5 separate regions of the Homo sapiens genome follow, and regions 2, 3, 4 and 5 are each linked to region 1. The links are chromatin contacts, found by Hi-C or POLR2A ChIA-PET in ENCODE. All regions are on one chromosome and are shown on one strand. The core of a region is the stretch at or near the end of the contact, and the rest is flanking DNA. Distances in the headings are between cores, read along the strand shown.

The links. A loop is a pair of places that touch in the nucleus more often than their neighbours do. ChIA-PET counts read pairs that join two places held with the same protein, here RNA polymerase II (POLR2A). Pooled maps may share reads with other maps.
Region 2: a loop to region 1 is called in a map of CD8-positive, alpha-beta T cell, with 19 times the contacts of the local background. The contact joins the promoter of SNU13 here to the promoter of RBX1 in region 1. A Hi-C loop is called at or near these places in 1 of 168 maps with a recorded cell type or tissue (CD8-positive, alpha-beta T cell) and 8 of 50 pooled maps. POLR2A ChIA-PET finds 5 or more read pairs at or near these places in 2 of 52 experiments (CD4-positive, alpha-beta T cell and activated T-cell).
Region 3: a loop to region 1 is called in a map with no recorded cell type, with 7 times the contacts of the local background. The contact joins the promoter of TNFRSF13C here to the promoter of RBX1 in region 1. A Hi-C loop is called at or near these places in 2 of 37 single-sample maps with no recorded cell type and 2 of 50 pooled maps. POLR2A ChIA-PET finds 5 or more read pairs at or near these places in 1 of 52 experiments (GM12878).
Region 4: a loop to region 1 is called in a pooled map, with 24 times the contacts of the local background. The contact joins the promoter of TNRC6B here to the promoter of RBX1 in region 1. A Hi-C loop is called at or near these places in 3 of 37 single-sample maps with no recorded cell type and 9 of 50 pooled maps. POLR2A ChIA-PET finds 5 or more read pairs at or near these places in 4 of 52 experiments (H1, OCI-LY7, activated B cell and 1 more).
Region 5: a loop to region 1 is called in a map with no recorded cell type, with 18 times the contacts of the local background. The contact joins the promoter of SREBF2 here to the promoter of RBX1 in region 1. A Hi-C loop is called at or near these places in 2 of 37 single-sample maps with no recorded cell type and 9 of 50 pooled maps.

Annotation. Positions count from the first base shown.
Region 1 is chr22:40,949,797-40,953,158 of GRCh38, reverse strand. It overlaps RBX1 (ring-box 1), which reads right to left and starts at 1,781. Exons shown (of 5, transcript NM_014248.4): 1 at 1,683-1,781. The coding sequence starts at 1,760. RefSeq lists enhancers at 461-1,049, 1,505-1,714, 2,229-2,819 and a silencer at 1,765-2,344.
Region 2 is chr22:41,687,072-41,690,465 of GRCh38, reverse strand. SNU13 (small nuclear ribonucleoprotein 13) reads left to right here and starts at 1,599. Exons shown (of 3, transcript NM_001003796.2): 1 at 1,599-1,672. The coding sequence starts at 1,670. It also overlaps the pseudogene C22orf46P. RefSeq lists enhancers at 1,500-1,679, 2,230-2,399 and a silencer at 1,919-2,118.
Region 3 is chr22:41,924,675-41,928,384 of GRCh38, reverse strand. TNFRSF13C (TNF receptor superfamily member 13C) reads left to right here and starts at 1,579. Exons shown (of 3, transcript NM_052945.4): 1 at 1,579-1,747; 2 at 2,054-2,284; 3 at 2,831-3,710. The coding sequence starts at 1,612. The coding sequence ends at 3,018. It also overlaps a transcript of CENPM not described here. RefSeq lists a silencer at 1,519-2,258 and enhancers at 2,351-2,850, 2,851-3,352.
Region 4 is chr22:40,175,729-40,179,335 of GRCh38, reverse strand. It overlaps TNRC6B (trinucleotide repeat containing adaptor 6B), which reads right to left and starts at 1,411. Exons shown (of 23, transcript NM_001162501.2): 1 at 1,196-1,411. The coding sequence starts at 1,200. RefSeq lists an enhancer at 1,523-1,572.
Region 5 is chr22:41,831,006-41,834,738 of GRCh38, reverse strand. It overlaps SREBF2 (sterol regulatory element binding transcription factor 2), which reads right to left and starts at 1,634. Exons shown (of 19, transcript NM_004599.4): 1 at 1,381-1,634. The coding sequence starts at 1,468. CCDC134 (coiled-coil domain containing 134) reads right to left here. Exons shown (of 7, transcript NM_024821.5): 7 at 2,575-3,733. SREBF2-AS1 (SREBF2 antisense RNA 1) reads left to right here and starts at 74. Exons shown (of 2, transcript NR_157279.2): 1 at 74-296; 2 at 759-3,733. RefSeq lists silencers at 941-1,330, 1,391-1,730 and enhancers at 1,509-2,165, 1,771-2,280, 3,107-3,646, 3,647-3,733.

The sequences.
Region 1 (3,362 bases), core at 532-3,031:
ATTAGCCAGGCCTGGTGGCGGGTGTCTATAATACCAGCTGTTTGGGAAGCTGAGGCAGGAGAATCGCTTGAATCTGGGGGACGGAGGTTGCAGTGAGCCAAGATCGTGCCACTGCACTCCAGCCTGGGCGACAGAGTGAGACTCCATCTCAAAAAAAAAAAAAAAAAAAAAAAAAGGGCACAAACTTGAATTTCTGTGCAGGTTTTGGTGGCAGTTGCAGAAGAGCTCAAAATCTGAATAAGTATCTGCTCTACACAGCTCTGGAAGCATGAGCAATGAAGTGAAAGCTAGAGAACAGAATGAACTAAGATAATGACTGGATCATAAAATGGGTAATCATGGGATAAGCTGGATAATTAAATACCCGTGTCAGTACACAGAACAAGGTCATCACTTAAATCTTAGATTACTTCATAACAAATTCTACAATTCACTAGAATTTTGATTCTTACCATAAAATAAACTGATGTTCTCAACTTTTATATGTTTAGACTCTTCTATTAAGATAATAATTCCAGTAAGAGTTTAACAGAATTTCATTCATTCAACTCTGGCTTCCTCAATTACAAATACTCCCAAACCTTCTTCGCTTTCAAACCCCATTCTCAGTGCCTAGTAACTTCTTTACCACTTTTCACATCACAGCTTCAAGGTGGAGGAAAAGCCCCTACTTCTATTATTTTTCAATATGGCTGCTGGCTGTAACTGAGCAGCAGTGGCCACAATGAGACACCAAAAAGCACTAGGACGGGGGATATTGTCAGTGTTTAGCCAGATGTTCTAGGAATATCTTCCCTATTTTAGAATCTCCATTTTGAACAGCTTTCATGTTAGGTGAGAATCGATACTGTTCTCCCAAACTGTGGCAAACCACTAAAAGGCATTTCATGCAAAAAGACACGTTCCATTTTTGCTTTCCCACGCTTACCAAGTCGTTCGCGACTAGTACTCAACCCTCCCTAACTGCCACAGGATTTGGGCTCGGATTTTCTTAACAAGTTCCACCATGCTTTTTATTATTATTTTGGAAGGGGGAGATTCTGGACGTGACAGAGAACCCAAGAGTGGGGTGGTTGTGTGAAAAGCCAACAGACGTCTCAGAAGAGCCAAGCATTACACTCCAGACTCTAACCAGGCAGTGTGAGGCCTCGGTTCAGCGAGGATCCCTCCAAGTGAGAGGACCCCTCCAAGTGAGAGGACCCCAAGCTTCAAAAAGGGGCGGAGCAAGATCACCAAGGGGGGTCCTCAGAGGCCTCTAATGCGGTAGGACCTCAGGTTCCAGGCTCTCGCCGCACTGCCCCATCCTCCACCGCCGCATTCGCTTCGACTCCCCATTCCACCCACCCCACCCCACCCTACCCTGTCCTTCCCCCACCTCTCAACCACTCCAGTGACAGCTCAAGCGCTTGGCTCCCGCCGCCAAGTCGCAACCCCGCGTATCTCAATAAGCAGCTCTGTGATTGGCCCCTTAGCCTCACAGCGAAACCAACACTTCCCCCAACAGTGGGCCGCCGTCACGCCGATCAACTCTAAGACCCGCCCCCCGGCTTCCTTTCGTGGTACCCGGTCCCAGGAACGCCCTGAAATGAAACCCTTTACTCCGCGCCTCGACCATCCTCGGGCCTGCCAGCCAGATCCGCGCCTCTCTAGCTTCCCTGAGGAAGGCGCTGGCGAGACCCAACCTTTTTCACTTCAAAGCGCTTCTTGCCCGCGCCGCTGTTGGTGCCGCTCGGGGTATCCACATCCATCGCTGCCGCCATTTTGGAAACACACGGTCTGTCGTCCGACCACCGCGCCTGCGCAGCAGCGCACACTTCGCTCCCCCCACCTCCCCGGCACCTCCTCCCGCACCCCACCCCTTACTGGCGCGCGAGGCGGAGGTGGGGGCGGAGCACGTGACCACGCCTCTTAAAGGGGCTGTCGCAGGTCGCCCCACCCGCGAACTGTAGGCCGGGGAGGGGGCGGTGGCCGGAGTGGGTGGGGCGGGGCCGGGCGGGGCCGGGCGGGGCCGAGGCTACGTGAGCTAGCCGGGTGGAAACGTTCGAAAGGGCTCGACGTCGCCGCCTCCTCTGGGAAGCCCCCGGCCGCACTCCGTCAGCTGGGGCGGCGGCTGCTTCCTCCGCCTGAGCCAGACCTGCGCCGCAGTCCTGTCCTGCCTGCCGGGCTCGCCGAGTCGCCGCGCGGCTCCCGGTGCTGGCGTGGGTGGGCGCCCGCGGCCTGCCCCGAAACCCAAGAGTCCTCGCTGGTCTTTCGCAGACTCTGACCCGCTTCCGAGCCAGGCCCAAGGTGCAGTCCCCGTGGGAGGGCTGGGGCCCAGGCACCGTCTGGTCTCCGATTTCTGTTCGGGAACTGCTCAGGGATTCGATGGGGAGAGAGGAGACCCCCGAAGTTCCTCCCTAAGGCCACACTGAGCAGGCCCCCAGCCCTGCCTTTACTCGCCCGCCAAGCCTGGGGGGTGGCCTCTGCGCCCACATAGTCGCAGTCCTAGGACCGCCTTTGGTCGTGGTGCACGGTTTCACCGTAACGTGTGTCAGTCCCCACTCCGCATTCCTCAGTTGTCATCTTTGTAGGGTGATTTCTCCCCGATCTGTGTCCTTTTTCCGCTGCTTGTGCTGTAGTGAAACCGACCCATCTGCAGTCGCTGTATTTCTTGAATTTTTGTGAGGCATTCTTTTTTAACTCTTGTTGCCCAGGCTGGAGTGTAATGGCGCGATTTCGGCCCACTGCAACCTCCGCCTCCAGGATTCAAGCGATTCTCCTGCCTCAGCCTCCCGAGTAGCTGAGATTACAGGCGCCCGCCACCACGCCCGGCTAATTTTTTGTATTTTTAGTAGAAACGGGGTTTCACCACGTTAGCCAGGCTGGTCCCGAACTCCTGACCTCAGGTGATCCGCCTGCCTCGGCCTCCCAAAGTGCTAGAGCCGCTTTTTTTTTTTTTCTTTTTTAATTTTTTTAAAAAATAGAGACAAGGTCTCACTATGTTGCCTAGGCTGGTCTCGAACTCCTGGGCCCAAGTGATCCTCCCACTTCGGCCTCCCAAAGTGCTGGGATCACAGGAGTGAGCCATCCCACCCGACCCAAGCACCTGTACTTTGTCACTCTCCCATTTCTGGCTAGACCAGGACTCCCTTTGACATCTCTAACCTTGCAGAGGTGTGACTCTGCCAGAGCACTCTTAGATGTCGTACAGGTGCATTTGAAGCCTTGTATTTTCTCTTAAAAGATAACTGGCGGGTAATGGAGCGTGCTGACTCTATTGCTAAAGAGAAAGAATAGGCTGGGCGCGGTGGCTCACGCCTGGGAGCCACTTTGGGAGGCCGAGGCAGGTGGATTACCTGAGGTCAGGAGTTTGAGACCAGCCT
Region 2 (3,394 bases), core at 350-2,849, 740 kb before region 1:
GCCAGGCCTGGTTAGCATGCTCTTGGTGCAGGTAAGGACAGTATTGGGGAATTGTTCAAAAGTAATTAGGAGGAAGAACTTGTTTTAAACAAACCCATCCTCTGGAATGAAAAGATTAAGTTCCCTGAATGTGTGATGGGGTGATATAACCTGCGGTCTGCTTGATTTCTTTCTTCCTATGAAATACTTGGATCTGCCTGTCCTTCTATTATCAAACATTTAATGAACACTGTATTGAATACATGTATTCTTGTTTAACCACTCAACATGCCTTTCTCGTTGCTTGCAGTATCCTGATTTCCTGTGGGGGAATTACTTTTCCCATCTTAGGATCAGTGTTGGTGGGAAAATAAATGTTACCCTGAAGACTCTTTTACCCAAAAGTTCTATTCAAAATATTAAATATCTGAGCAGGCAGGGACGTCAGCCAATTATAATGAGCCAGGCCTTAACTGTTTAGTGGCTGGAATTTTTTTTTTTTTTTTTGAGACCGAGTTTCCACTCTTGTTGCCCAGGCTGGAGTGCAATGGCGCGATCTCGGCTCACTGCAACTTCCACCTCCCAAGTTCAAGCGATTCTCCTGCCTCAACCTCCCGAGTAGCTGGGATTACAGGCATGCGCCACCACGCCCGGCTAATTTTGTATTTTTAGTAGAGACGGGGGTTTCTCCATATTGGTCAGGCTGGTATCGAACTCCCAACCTCAGGTGATCCGCCCGCCTCAGCTTCCCAAAGTGCTGGGATTACAGGCGTGAGCCACCGCACCCGGCCCTCTTTTTTTTCTTCTTTTTTTTGAGACGGAGTCTCACTCTGTTGCCCAGGCTGGAGTGCAGTGTGCAGTGGTGCGATCTCGGCTCACTGCAAGCTCCGCCTCCGGGGTTCACGGCATTCTCCTGCCTCGGCCTCCCGAGTAGCTGGGACTACAGGCGCCCGCCACCATGCCCGGCTAATTTTTTGTATTTTTAGTAGAGACGGTTCACTGTGTTAGCCAGGATGGTCTCGATCTCCTGACCTAGTGATCCGCCTGCCTCAGCCTCCCAAAGTGCTGCGATTACAGGCGGGAGCCACCGCACCCGGCCGGCCTTTTTTTTTTTTTTTTTGAGAGTCTCGCTCTGTCGCCTCAGCTGGAGTGCTAGAGTGCAGTGGCATGATCTCAACTTACTGTAGCCTCCACCTCCGGGGTTCAAGCGATTCTCCTGCTTCAGCCTCCTAAGTAGCTGGGGTTACAGGCGCCCGCCACCACGCCTGGCTAATTTTTGTATTTTTTAGTAGGGACGAGGTTTCGCCATGTTGGCCAGGCTGGTCTCGAACTCCTGTCCTCAGGTGATGCGCCCGCCTCGGCCTCCCAAAGTGCCGGGATTACAGCCATAAGCCGCTGCGGCCGGCCGGTGGGTTACTTTTTGAATGTTTAATTCATTGTTTCTGCCAATAATTTGTACTAGGCAGCTCATAAGAACGCCAAAGTACGTTCCTTCTTCGACACAGGGCCAGTTTCCGCGCCAGTGCCCCCGTAGAGGGCGGGGCCCACTCGCTCGCGTAGCGTCACCTTCGCTTCCTGCCGCGCGGGGCCATTTCCGCTGCTGCTTCTGTGAGTTTTTCCGGTGCACGCGAGTGCTTCTGAAACGTCAGCTGCGCTCCCCTAGGAGTGCTGAGCCCGCGGAACCGCAGCCATGGTGAGTGCGTGCGCCGGCCGAGGGACCGGGAAGCGGGAGACTCAGGGTTGCGTTCACTCCCTAGCCTGTTAGATGGAGGCTTAGAGCCTGCGCCGTCTCATCCGCCGGCGTTGGGTCTTAACCGCCGGGCCCTTAGTTAGAACCCCAGCAGCGGCGGGGTCCCAGCAGCCTGGCCCGAGGTTAGAACTCAGGAAACCTTAGGATCCCCGCAGCTGTGTTGCTTTGCCGCACGGTCTGTTTGCTTGGCAAAAGGCCTGCAGCGAGCGGAGGGGGCATGGCCCAGCCTGGGAGAAAGAGACCAACCCACGTGGGAGAGGGCAAAAAGTTGGGTGAAGAAAACTTGGCTCCAACTTTTTTTTTTCCTTGTTTCTTTTCATACGAAATCTACGATGGCGTGGGACCCTGGGATTCGGATCAACCTCTCCTACCCACCCTACCTCACCCCACCCCCGTTGCTGGGGTTCAGGAGGAGATCTCCCATGGGTCTGCGCTTAGTGCCCGCCGCGAGTCACACGCGCCAGGGACCTAGAGGAGCCTTTGGCATTTGGGGGCTGTGGGGAACATGAAGTGAGCGCGACTCACGGCCTGGAGTGCAGGAAAGGCTTCTCCTGCAAGGCGGTGGCTTCAAAAACCAGAAGTCTGGTAGCACCACGTGCGGCGTCTCTAAACTCTTGGTCGTCTCTGACTTTTAAACATCTAGGGAAAGTTCTAAAACGTGTGTCCTGGCGTAGTAGTTTTGGTTGGCACTTGGTGAGGAGGGAAGAATTTGTAAAGCACTGTAACTTCTATAGTTAATCCTTCCAGTGGAGCTTGGATCCCGGCGGTAGCACTCCCCACAAACCTCCTCCCATGCATTTTGAAGCTTAGTACGTGGCTGAGCCTAGAACTTGAAGCTTCCAAACTCAGTGCTCGCTTTAACGCAGCTCCCTGAAACGTTTTGGAATCGGATGGTCTCAGGTTGAACTTTGCAGTTTTCCTCAACTGTAAAATGGGGATGACAGTGCATGAGGGTGTTGTGAGGATCAAATGAAATAAAGCATGGTAAACATCTAGTCCTGATGCTTGGTACAGAGTAAGCACGCAGTATTTGTTGTTCAATCAAAACCTTGCAAGTTTTGGCTGTCTGGTGTACAGCGAAACCAAACTGATCATGCTAGGTAGGGATTTAGGTTGGCTGGTGGTATGATATCATTCGTTAATTTATTTAACCCCTGAAGAAATTGAAAGGCAAATAAATACACCCTAAGCAAGTTTCAATTAGTGTTTATAAGCTAGTTTGGTTTTAAAATTGAGTTTAACTTTTTTGTTGACTAATAGTGAAACATTTAGGTATTTAATGATTGTTCAGATTCCTGAAGTCTTCCTCTTTTATGAATTTGATGTTTATTGAGATTTGAGAATCCTGATTTCCAGAGAATGGGTTGTTGGAAACAATGGCAATTTTTAAAGTTTTTTTAAATTGACATATCATAGTTGTACATACTTTGGGGGTTCCATGTAATATTTCTAAGTATATCTATTTTAAAACATGCAACAGGGCCAGGCGCGGTGGCTCATGCTTGTAATCCCAGCACTTTGGGAGGCTGAGGCGGGTGGATCATGGGGTCCGGAGTTTGAGACCAGCCTGGCCAACATAGTGAAACCCTGTTTCTACTAAAAATTCAAAAAAATTAGCCAGGCGTGGTGGTGGGCACCTGTAATCCCAGCTACTTGGGAGGCTGA
Region 3 (3,710 bases), core at 330-2,829, 980 kb before region 1:
GGCGGAGGGGCTTGTGTGTGTTTCTGAGACGCAGTCTGAGAGAGACACGGGTGACAGACAGTTGGGGACCCCAAACACTGGGGAGCAGAGATAGACAGGAGGGGCCCGCAGTGAGACACAGAGGTGAGCAGGAGAGGACACATAGCCCTGGAGAAAAGGAGCAGGTGTGGGCGGGCTTCCCTCCACTGCAGTCACAGTTCCCTCACTCATAGGCAGATCTTCCTGGGTCCTCCCTGCACAAAGCCCCAGTGGCTCCCTCGTGTCCCCCAGCCACAGTCCAAGCTCCCTAATGTGCTAGATAAGGCCCCAGTCCAGCCTTTCGGTCCCAGCACTCCCTGGACTTCCTGTTTGGGCCTCCAAGCCTTTGCTCCCCTTTGGCCTTCACCCCCATCTGCTCCCTAGACCTCAGTCCATCTGGCAAACACTTCACCATCGCCCTCTCCATGAAGCCTTCCGGCCCACCTTCCAGGATGACGTGAGCTGGTGCCCTTGCTGCGAGGCTGTCTTCCCCCATCAGCACAAGTGTGAGATTCCCTCAGGGCAGACCCACATGCTACTTGGGCCTGGTACAAGTGTCTGATGTCAGGCTGGGCACTGTGGCTTCACACCTATAATCCCAGCACTTTGGGAGGCCGAGGAGGGCGGATCACCTGAGGTCAGGAGTTCGAGACCAGCCTGGCCAAATGGTGAAACCCCACCTCTACTAAAAATACAAAAATTAGCCGGGCATGGTGGTGCATGCCTGTAATCCCAGTTACTCGGGAGGCTGAGGCAGGAGAATCGCTTGAATCTGGGAGGCAGAGGTTGCAGTGAGCCGAGATTGCACCACTGCACAGAGCCAGACTCTTTTTCAAAAAAAAAAAAAAAAAAAGCAGGTGTCTGATATCCCCAACCAGCTCTGTCCAGGAAGGGCAGGAAGAGAGGAGGAGACAGGTGGGTTGGGGGAGATGGCAGGGGAGCACTCGGGGTCATGGAGAGGCTTTGGCTAGACGGAGCAGAGGAACCACTCAGGGTCTGTGTCCTGGCTGCGGGGTCCATCCCCCTCCCTACCCAAGAGGAGGCTCTGGTCTGCCCCCAGACACCTCCCAGCACCCAGCAGAGGGCCCACCCAGGCGGTGCTGGTTGAGGGGCTGAATTGGGGAACCACAGGTAGAAAGAGAGGCCAGGCCGGGTGCGGTGGCTCACGCCTGTAATCCTAGCACTTTGGGAGGCCGAGGCAGGTGGATCACGAGGTCAGGAGTTCAAAACCAGTCTGACCAAGATGGTGAAACCCCGTCTCTACTAAAAATACAAAAATTAGCCGGGCGTGGCAGTGGGCGCCTACAATCTCAGCTACTCGGGAGGCTGAGGCAGAGAATTGTTTGAACCCGGGAGGCAGAGCTTGCAGTGAGCCGAGATAGCGCCATTGCACTCCAGCCTGGGCGACAGAGCGAGACTCCGTCTCAAAAAAAAAAAAAGAAAAGAAAGGGGGGCCCCAGGCGAGCTCGGTCCCACCCAGCAGGCGGGGGCGGGGCAGGGCAGAGTGCTCCCCCCGCCCCCCGCTTCCTCCCCGAGGGCCCCGGAGCCCAGCTCAGCCTCAGTCCCCGCAGCTTGTGCGGCGGCGTCGGCACCATGAGGCGAGGGCCCCGGAGCCTGCGGGGCAGGGACGCGCCAGCCCCCACGCCCTGCGTCCCGGCCGAGTGCTTCGACCTGCTGGTCCGCCACTGCGTGGCCTGCGGGCTCCTGCGCACGCCGCGGCCGAAACCGGGTAAGGGGGACCCACGGGGCGCGCGGCGCCGGCAGCTGCGGGGAGAACGGGGCCCCGATCGCCAGGGCGCAGGCAGAGCCCCGACCCCCGGGGGCGCCGAGGGCTGAAAGGACCCTGTGGGCAGGGCCTGGAGGGGCCCGCGATCACCGCGTGGCCCTCACCGCCGCCTCTCTCCCTCCCCTTGTCCACCGCCCCCCGGCTGTCCCTCCCCTCCCCGGCCAGCCTCGCCCCCCTCCGCCCCTCCCCGTCCCCGCTCCTCCCTCCCCTCGGCCCCCTGGCCTCCCTCCCTGTCCCCTCCCGAAGCAGCCGGGGCCAGCAGCCCTGCGCCCAGGACGGCGCTGCAGCCGCAGGAGTCGGTGGGCGCGGGGGCCGGCGAGGCGGCGCTGCCCCTGCCCGGGCTGCTCTTTGGCGCCCCCGCGCTGCTGGGCCTGGCACTGGTCCTGGCGCTGGTCCTGGTGGGTCTGGTGAGCTGGAGGCGGCGACAGCGGCGGCTTCGCGGCGCGTCCTCCGCAGAGGCCCCCGACGGAGACAAGGACGGTGAGTTCCGTGTGTAGGGGAACCAGTCTGAGCGGGGCGCAGGGGCTGGGGTGTCGGGACGGTCTAGGGGGAGATGCATGGCCCCTGAGGGGGAGAGAAGGGCTTTAAGGGGAAACGGAGACAGAGTGGAAAAGAGTTTGCGCTGAGGAGCTCAGGCTGGGGAGGGAGACATAGTCCTGCCCCTGAGACCCTGGTCGGAGCCAGGAACAGCTCTGCCCTGACAGACCCCAGTGTGAGGAAGAGACAGGTTGCAGGAAGGGGGCCCCGTCTGAGGGAGGAGTCTGTCCTGCCCTTTGGGAGTCTAACGGAGCTTGGTTCCCCCATAAATCCCTGAAGAGTTTGCCAGACTGAGCCCCAGCTCCCCAACTCCCTGCCCTGCCAGCTCCCCACTGGCCAGGCCTCTGGACTCAGGGTCAGCCAGGTGCCACCCCTCCCCACCCTGCATTGGGCTTCATTTGACGGAGGACTGCCCCTCCAGAGGAGTCTTCTAGGGGAGGGAGGGAAGGCTGTGACTGAGTACGGAGCCTCTACCCCCTCTGCCTGCAGCCCCAGAGCCCCTGGACAAGGTCATCATTCTGTCTCCGGGAATCTCTGATGCCACAGCTCCTGCCTGGCCTCCTCCTGGGGAAGACCCAGGAACCACCCCACCTGGCCACAGTGTCCCTGTGCCAGCCACAGAGCTGGGCTCCACTGAACTGGTGACCACCAAGACGGCCGGCCCTGAGCAACAATAGCAGGGAGCCGGCAGGAGGTGGCCCCTGCCCTCCCTCTGGACCCCCAGCCAGGGGCTTGGAAATCAAATTCAGCTCTTCACTCCAGCATGCACATGCCCTCTTTCTGGGACCAGGCTAACTCTGCAGAAGCACAGACACTACAGACCACAGCATTCAGCCCCCATGGAGTTTGGTGTGCTTGCCTTTGGCTTCAGACCTCACCATCTTTGACAGCCCTTGAAGGTGGTAGCCCAGCTCCTGTTCCTGTGCCTTCAAAAGGCTGGGGCACTATGAGTAAAAGACCGCTTTTAAAATGGGGAAGGCACCATTAAGCCAAAATGAATCTGAAAAAAGACCAAGTGGGAGGATGCCTAATTTGTAGTTGGGTGGTTTTTTGTGTTTGTTTGATTTTTTTTTTTTTTTTTTTTTTTTTTTTTTGAGACGAGTCTTGCTCTGTCGCCAGGCTGGAGTACAGTGGCGCGATCTCGCCTCACTGTAACCTCCGACTCCTTGGTTCAAGTGATTCTCCTGCCTCAGCCTCCCGAATAGCTGGGATTACAGGCACGCACCACCACAGCCAGCTAATTTTTGTATTTTTAGTAGAGACGGGATTTCACCATGTTGGCCAGGATGGTCTCGATCTCCTGACCTCGTGATCCGCCCTGCTCGGCCTCCCAAAGTGCTGGGATTACAGGCATGAGCCACCATGCCCG
Region 4 (3,607 bases), core at 162-2,661, 770 kb after region 1:
GGCAATTTACCCGCCACATCACAAACTACAATCCTTTCAGCCCACCAGACCGAGAAGCATTACATCACACTCTCACAATGATAGGGGGAGGAGGCTCTGAGAAAGCAAGTTTTCAGCTTTCTTTCCTCCCTGCTCTCAGGCTTCCAGAATCCTGCATTAGGAGTAATGGAATTTAACTTCAGGCACTGCACAGCTTCAGGGGTTACTAACAATCACATAGACTGCTACTTATACATGTGACCCTAAATGACCACTTCGCAGTGGATACATGGCCGAAACAGGCAACCACACACTCACACGATGAATTTATGCTGAAAAACTCAGTTTTGCATCTGTGTAAAATTAAACAAAAATTTTATTTCGTGAGGAATGAAGAAGGCTAATACACAGGGAGAACTGATAAAGAAATAATTTCTAATCGCGGTGAATAGCTGTTCATATCTTTAAAACACCATGTTTACAACATAGTCCTACCCTTTGGTTGAATCCAGGATCAAAATAAAAGCGCATCTGGCTGCACATTTGAGAACACACACAGAGACCCAGTGCAAATGAGCGCGCGCAGAAAGGAGAGGGGTGAGCCACATATTGCTTGGGAGGTTTTCAAGCAGGGGAATCTACAAACCCCAAACCTCCTGGTGTTCACCCGCCCCCAACCTGATGTTTAAAATGTATTAGGTCTTACTTTAGGTTTTACATCTCTCTAGGAAGGAGGGCCCAGTTTAAAAAATAAAAAGATAGAAAAAGGCTTTCCCGTTCTAGGGCTTGCCCTCCCAGATCCTTTGTCGGCCTTAGCAGCCGAAAGAATGCAAACCCATTTATATTTATGCAAATTTTTGCAGCAGATTTAAGGGGGGAGGGGGAGGTCTGTGTTTTTTAAAAACCTCTTTCTAAATAGCAAATTTCCAATTACTCGCAGCTTCATTTATTGCAAGATAGAAACGATGATGAAAATCTGCATATACATTAAAAGTGCAATTAAATCACTTCAAAATCTAAATATTTTACCACGTCTTTTCCATTTCTAAAATGCCGAACCAAAGTACATCACGGGTCTGATTTACACAGATCCACGAAATGTCTGAAGCCAGTCTCCATGCTAGACAAATGTCGATTTGCAACACCACCAGTGAAAACGGTTAGACAAGATCCATATAAATCAATTGGTTAAAAAAAATTGAAAATATTTACCAACCTCATAAAGTGCAGCAGTGCTTAAATCCAGCAAATTGAGGCATACAAGGTAGAAATGGAAATGAAAAAAGGTCCAAAAAATGAATTCTTTTTGTCTATCTGTTTTTTTGTATTTTAAATATTCAGAAACCAGCAGAGACTCTGTCGGCCATTTTGGCTTGAACTAACTCTCTCTCACACACTCTCCCTCTTGCTCTCTCTCTCCCTCTCTGTCTCTAAAGGAAGCAGCTTTTTGTGACCTTCAAATAGAGGCAGATCATGTGACTTCGGGTAGGTTTGTCAATCAGGAAAGGGGAGGGAGCTGGAGCTGAGACTGCCTTAAAGGGGAAGCAGCCCTTTTCCACTCACTTTCATTTGTGAAATGCTGTTATCTCATACTCTCCGCCTACAGACACTGCATGTGAAAGTGGCAACAGCATAAGGGTAACAGATGAACAAAACAGAAAAACCTTTATTGGTTTATAGAAATATGCTCAGTTGCTAACGATTCTTACAGCTCCTGGATCTTCTCCTGGCTCGCTTGCTAGTTATTCTCTAGATGTTTGGGCAAGCACAGGCTGGCAAACTGCTCTGTAAAAGGGGCTGAAACACAGCTCTACCAAACAAGAGGCTTTAGCTTTGAAAGAATGAGGTGAAATACAGGGCACGACTGATCTCTAAGAAACTCCTAAAATGTATAGAAAAAGACTGAAAGAAACGCACAAAAGTATAAACTGAACTGCAATTCAGAAAGGTTAAGTGACTTATCCCAAATCACACAGCTGAACAGCTGCAGAAGAGGGACTGGTTTCCCAATTCTGAACTCTACACTTATTGTTTTGCCTGTATGTGTGTTCAGTACCTCCTCCCCCAAACCCAAATAAAAACTATGCTTCAGCACTGCAAACGGAGTTTCTCTGGGCTAGGGCAGGTCTGAGTCATCTTTAATCCCCTCCCCCACCGCAGGAGGTAGCTCTGCAGCTGAGGGAGCCTAGGCACTAAATTAAAACCTACCTGGTTTCCACCACTCCTAATCCCTTCTCCTTCGCATATACATCTCCACTCCTACCCACTTAAGAAACCCAAGCTCGGTTTGCATCTCCAGCCCCCGCGGCTCACAGGCCGTGTAACTTCACTGCTAACAGCAAGTAAGTAAGTCCCTTACCCATCCTCCCACCCTGCCTGGCCTCCGTTTTCTCATTGGTAGCCGGCGGAGATTGGGCTTCCCTAGATGGTATCTTTGGTTTCTTTCACCTCTGAAACTCTGCACTTGGCTTCTTTGAGTAGTTCTGTTCATCTTTTCCTGGCCATCTCAAAAGTTCGCCTCCACCCTGGGAAGGCTTCTTGACCCTCGCAGTCCAGACCAGGCCCTCCTGTTAACACTCCCATAATATCCTTTACTACTTCTTCAGAGCAATGGTCATAATTGCAATTTATGAAAGAATGTGCTTAACATTAGTCTTCCCCAGGAGACTGTAAACTGTATAAGGAAAAACACCACGTCTTCACTGCTCTGTGAGGCTCCACACCAAACACCACATAGGAGGTAAATAAATGAATAAATCAATGACTTGGACCCTATTCAGAAGGGCTGGGCTGAGTAGGAGGAAATCTGCCACCTGAATATAAAAAATGTAGGGGAATGAGGGTCACATAGTTCCCAGAAACTCGCATTCATCTATGTTTTAAGGACGGCTTCAGGAAAGAAAGTAACTAAAATGGTAAAAAGCGCATGAGGCCGGGTGCGGTGGCTCATACCTGTAATCCCAGCACTTTGGGAGGCCGAGGCAGGCAGATCACCTGAGGTCGGGAGTTCGAGACCAGCCTGACCAGCATGGAGAAACCCCGTCTCTACTAAAAATACAAAATTAGCCAGCGTGGTGGCACATGCCTGTAATCCCAGCTACTAGGGAGGCTGAGCTTAGCAGGAGAATCGCTTGAACCCGGGAGGCGGAGGTTGTGGTGAGCCGAGATCGCGCCATTGCACTCCAGACTGGGCAGCAAGAGTGAAACTCCATCTCAAAAAAAAAAAAAAAAAAAGTGCATGAGAATGCCCTGTGACTATCGACTCCACCTATCTCTATAAGCCAGAAAAGGGAGGATTCCCTAGTGTGCTTCTCCCATAAACTAGGCTGCCATGCCAGCCAGCAGACAACTGATGGATTCTAGAAACCCGGCTTTCCTTGAAAAGGAACCTACGAATGCTTGTAAAATCCCACAACACTTGTTGTCATCCTGGCTTCTGGGTCTTTATACAGTCTCCCGCCTTTGCTCTTTCCACTCAGATATGACGACAGGAAAGGAGCTGTTTCATGGCAGGCAAAGGCCAATGCCTGGACAATCTGGTAGCCTGAATAGCTGTGGCTTAACAAGCTTCCACTGTCTTTGCCTAGCACTGAGTGAAATAGCCAGGCCCTGCACTGACAATTGAGAT
Region 5 (3,733 bases), core at 385-2,884, 880 kb before region 1:
TCAATTAAGGGTCTTATCACACTGCCCACATGACCAAAATGGAAATCAAGGACAAACCAAGGGGAGAAATATTACAAAAGCAAAATGGGAAAATGGCAAACAGATCCTTTTCAATTAGCTGCTGCATTTATCTCTTCCCCCAAAAGAGAATCTTCTGCTGCTTCTGCTTCTTCATCTGCACAACGGGGATGTAGCCATCATACATGCCTGCAAGGCTGTAGTGAGATCCTGGACATGAAAGCATTCTGAAAACTGAAAAGTACAATGCACCTGTGTTTCTGCCTAAGCTCTCTAAGGTGAGTGGCCTTAGATAAGTCAACATCTCCTGGCCTCGGCTTCTTTAATTACCGTATTAAAATAGAGGTAATAAGAGTATCTCACAGGATTGTTGTGAGGAAGAAGTGAAATAATACAAAGCATTTTGGGGCCTAAACATAAGAGTGCAACTATCCAGTTAATAAGATTACTAGCCTAGTCAACTGGACTCTTTCTTGAAAGGAGGGGTATAAAAAAACCAATACTGGCCAAGGAACTGCAAGAACTAGGCTCTAACCAGCTGGGTGACCTTGAGCAAGCCGCTGACCCTCTCCAAATCGTTGTTCCCGTGGTCGCAAAATTAGTATTTTAAGAGTGGATCCCTGGGCTCCTACCAGCTCTTCCACTCCGCTGTTAAGGCGCTGGAACAAAGGCCACCCGCTCCCCAGCCCGTACCCGAGGGGCCACAACTCAAAATTTCTTCTGCTCAATTCCCCTTGCAGCGTGACAGCAGGAGCGCCCGGGTCTCCATCCCGGAGAGATGTGTCCACACTCCGCCGCCACTGCTCTCTTCATCAGCAACTTGCTTCTGCAGTCGCTGCCCAAAGTTTCGCGGAGCACCCGGCGACCTGGCCGTCGGTCAATCCTGAGAAGCCCAGGGATTCGGGGCGCGGAGACTGGGGGCTGGGCCCCGGGAATCCCAAAGACGTCCCCGCGGCCAGGAAGGGAGTGACAGGTGCGACGCGCGGTCGCGGGCGGCGGGAGAGCGGACCACGGAAACCGCGTGTGGGCGCGCGAGGGAGGCGGCGGCCACGCGCTCTCCTTAGGCCGCTCCCTGAGACGCCCCCGCGACGTCCCTAGCCCCGCGCTCTGGAACCCGCGACCCTCGCGCCGCTTTCGGCCCCGCGGCGCCCCAGATCCCACGGCCTCCCGGAGCGGCGCAGCTGGGTCGGGCTCACGCTCGCAGCGCCGGAAGGGTTGAGGACCGCCGGGGGCACCGTGCGCACGGGGTTCTTCCCGCGCGAACCGGGGCTGTCGGGGGGTGGGCGCACGCGCACCCGGGCGCGCCGCCGTAACCCCTTCCTCCCCGCGCGGCCCCCGCACTCCCACCCACCCACCACTCACCGTCGATGTCTCCCAGGGTCAGCTCGTCGCCCAGCTCCGTGAGGGTCTCCATGGTCTCCAGACCACCCAGCTCGCCGCTGTCGTCCATCGCCCGGCTCAGCGCAGAAGCCCCCCCTGCCGTCCCGCTCAGGGAGACGCGGGGGCGGTGCCGTCGCCACCGCCCATGACACCCGACAACCCCCGCCCGGCACCGCCTCACCGACGGGTGCCACCCGCCGCCATGTTTGCGTTGCGCCCGGGCGCCGCACAGAAAGGGCGGGGCGGGATTCCCCCGCCCCAGCCCGCGCCCCCTGCGGCCCCGCCTCCAGGCCGCGCGCCCCCCTGTTTGTTGTCAATGGGACCAGGCTCATCTCAGCCAATGGGCGAGCGAAGCGGTGCGTGGGGTGATGGCGCGTCATCGATCAGCAGCTCAGATTTGCATAGTGAGGTCCCTCCCCCCGCGGCCTCGGAGCGAATGCCTGGAGTAGCCGTCCGGTCATCATCTTAACCTTCTCCGCCTTGTTTAAAGGAGCCGCTGCCTTCTCCGTTGGATCTGCGCCACACGCAAGTCCGTCCACTGGCCTGGGAGTGAAGGGTTAACAGGCCACCCTCCACCTGCGACCGCTGGCCGCCTCCAGGCCTGGCTGGGAGCACATTACGTCATCTTCCCAGCTGCCTACCCCCGCCCTGCCCGCCTGAGAAAGCCAGCGGAGTCAAACCTGGACCCCAGCGCTCGGGACGGGAGTCCGGGTCATCCAAGTCCCGCTTCTCCCAGCCTCCTTACAAAGGCGGGCACGGAGGCTTGACAAGGTTGCAGATTGTCCCAGGGCGGTCAGGATTTTACGTCTTCTGCTTTGCACCCGCCGTGACCTCGCGCTTACTCCAGTGGTCCTCAATCTCTGGCACCTCGGAACCACTGAGGACCTGAAAACCACGCCAGTGCCCAGGCCCACCGACGGCCTCCTGAGAGGGGGGCCCCGGGCACGAGTTTTTTGAAAAAGTTCCACCGGGATTCTGAAGTGCAGCCCACCCACTCCTTCAAGCACCTCACTGCCCCATCTTGCAGCTGGTCGTGTTGTAAACTTCTAGGAATTTATCCAAAGGAATAAAAATTACAAGTGCTTAAAGAAGTGCTGTAACTAGGAAGAAGTGAGAATAAGGAAATGAATATGTAAATTACATCCACACGATGGAATACCATGGGATCATTAAAAATTACGCACACAAATGTATATTTATTAGCAAGAAAAGGCGTTCACAATATATTGATAAAAGGGAAAAGTTGAAGTTTCCTGCCAGTTTGTGAGAGGCAGCTGTTGCTTAGTGATCAATAATTAAGAACACACAGGCTGTGTGGAGGCAGACACATGGATCCACTAATTCACTGTGACCTTGGGTTAATTGTTCTAAGCCTCAGTTTAGTCATCTCTAAAATGGGGATAAAATAGCATCCCTCATAGCTGTGGTTAAGTGAGATTATTTGCACATTCAATTGACAATATTTATTGAACATCTCTGTGGCAGGGAAACAAATGGTTCCTGCCCTCTGAGAGCTTCCAGTCTAGCAAAAAAAAAAATCAGAAATCCCACACCCGTATTAAACATAAAAATAAATTACAGATGATGGTACAAGTGATCAAGGAAAGGTAATGGATGTGATGAAACTAACAAGGGCCCTGACTTGTGCTGTCAAGAAGCCTCTGAAGAAGTGACATTTAAGATGAAACCTAAAATTATGAGAGAACTGCAGCTGTTACAGCCAAAGGGGAAATGATGACATGGACAAAGGCCTCGAGGCAGGAGGAGCTGCTGGCAGCCAGCTCTCGGCATAAGCTTTGGCATACAGTAAGTGCCTTGCATACTGCTGTATTGCAATTGAAAAAATAAGGATCTGGCCAGGCGCGGTGGCTCACACCGGTAATTCCAGCACTTTAGGAGGCCGAGGTGTGCAGATCATTTGAGGTCAGGAGTTGGAGACCAGCCTGACCAACATGGTGAAACCCCGTCTCTACTAAAAATACAAAAATTAGCCGGGTGTGGTGGCGCATGCCTGTAATCCCAGCTAACCGGTAGGAGAACTGCCGGAACCTGGGAGATAGAGGCTGCAGTGAGCTGAGATCATGTCGCTGCACTCCAGCCTGGGAGACAGAGCAAGACTCTGTCTCAAAAAAAAGAAAGAAAAAATACAAAGAGAGTCCGGGCAAGGTGGCTCACGCCTGTAATCCCAGCACTTTGGGAGGCTGAGGTGGGCGGATTGCCTGAGGTCGGGAGTTCGAGACCAGCTTGGCCAGCTTGGTGAAACCCCGTCTCTACTAAAAATACAAAAATTAGCCAGGCGTGATGGTGCATGCCTGTAATCCCAGCTACTCAGGAA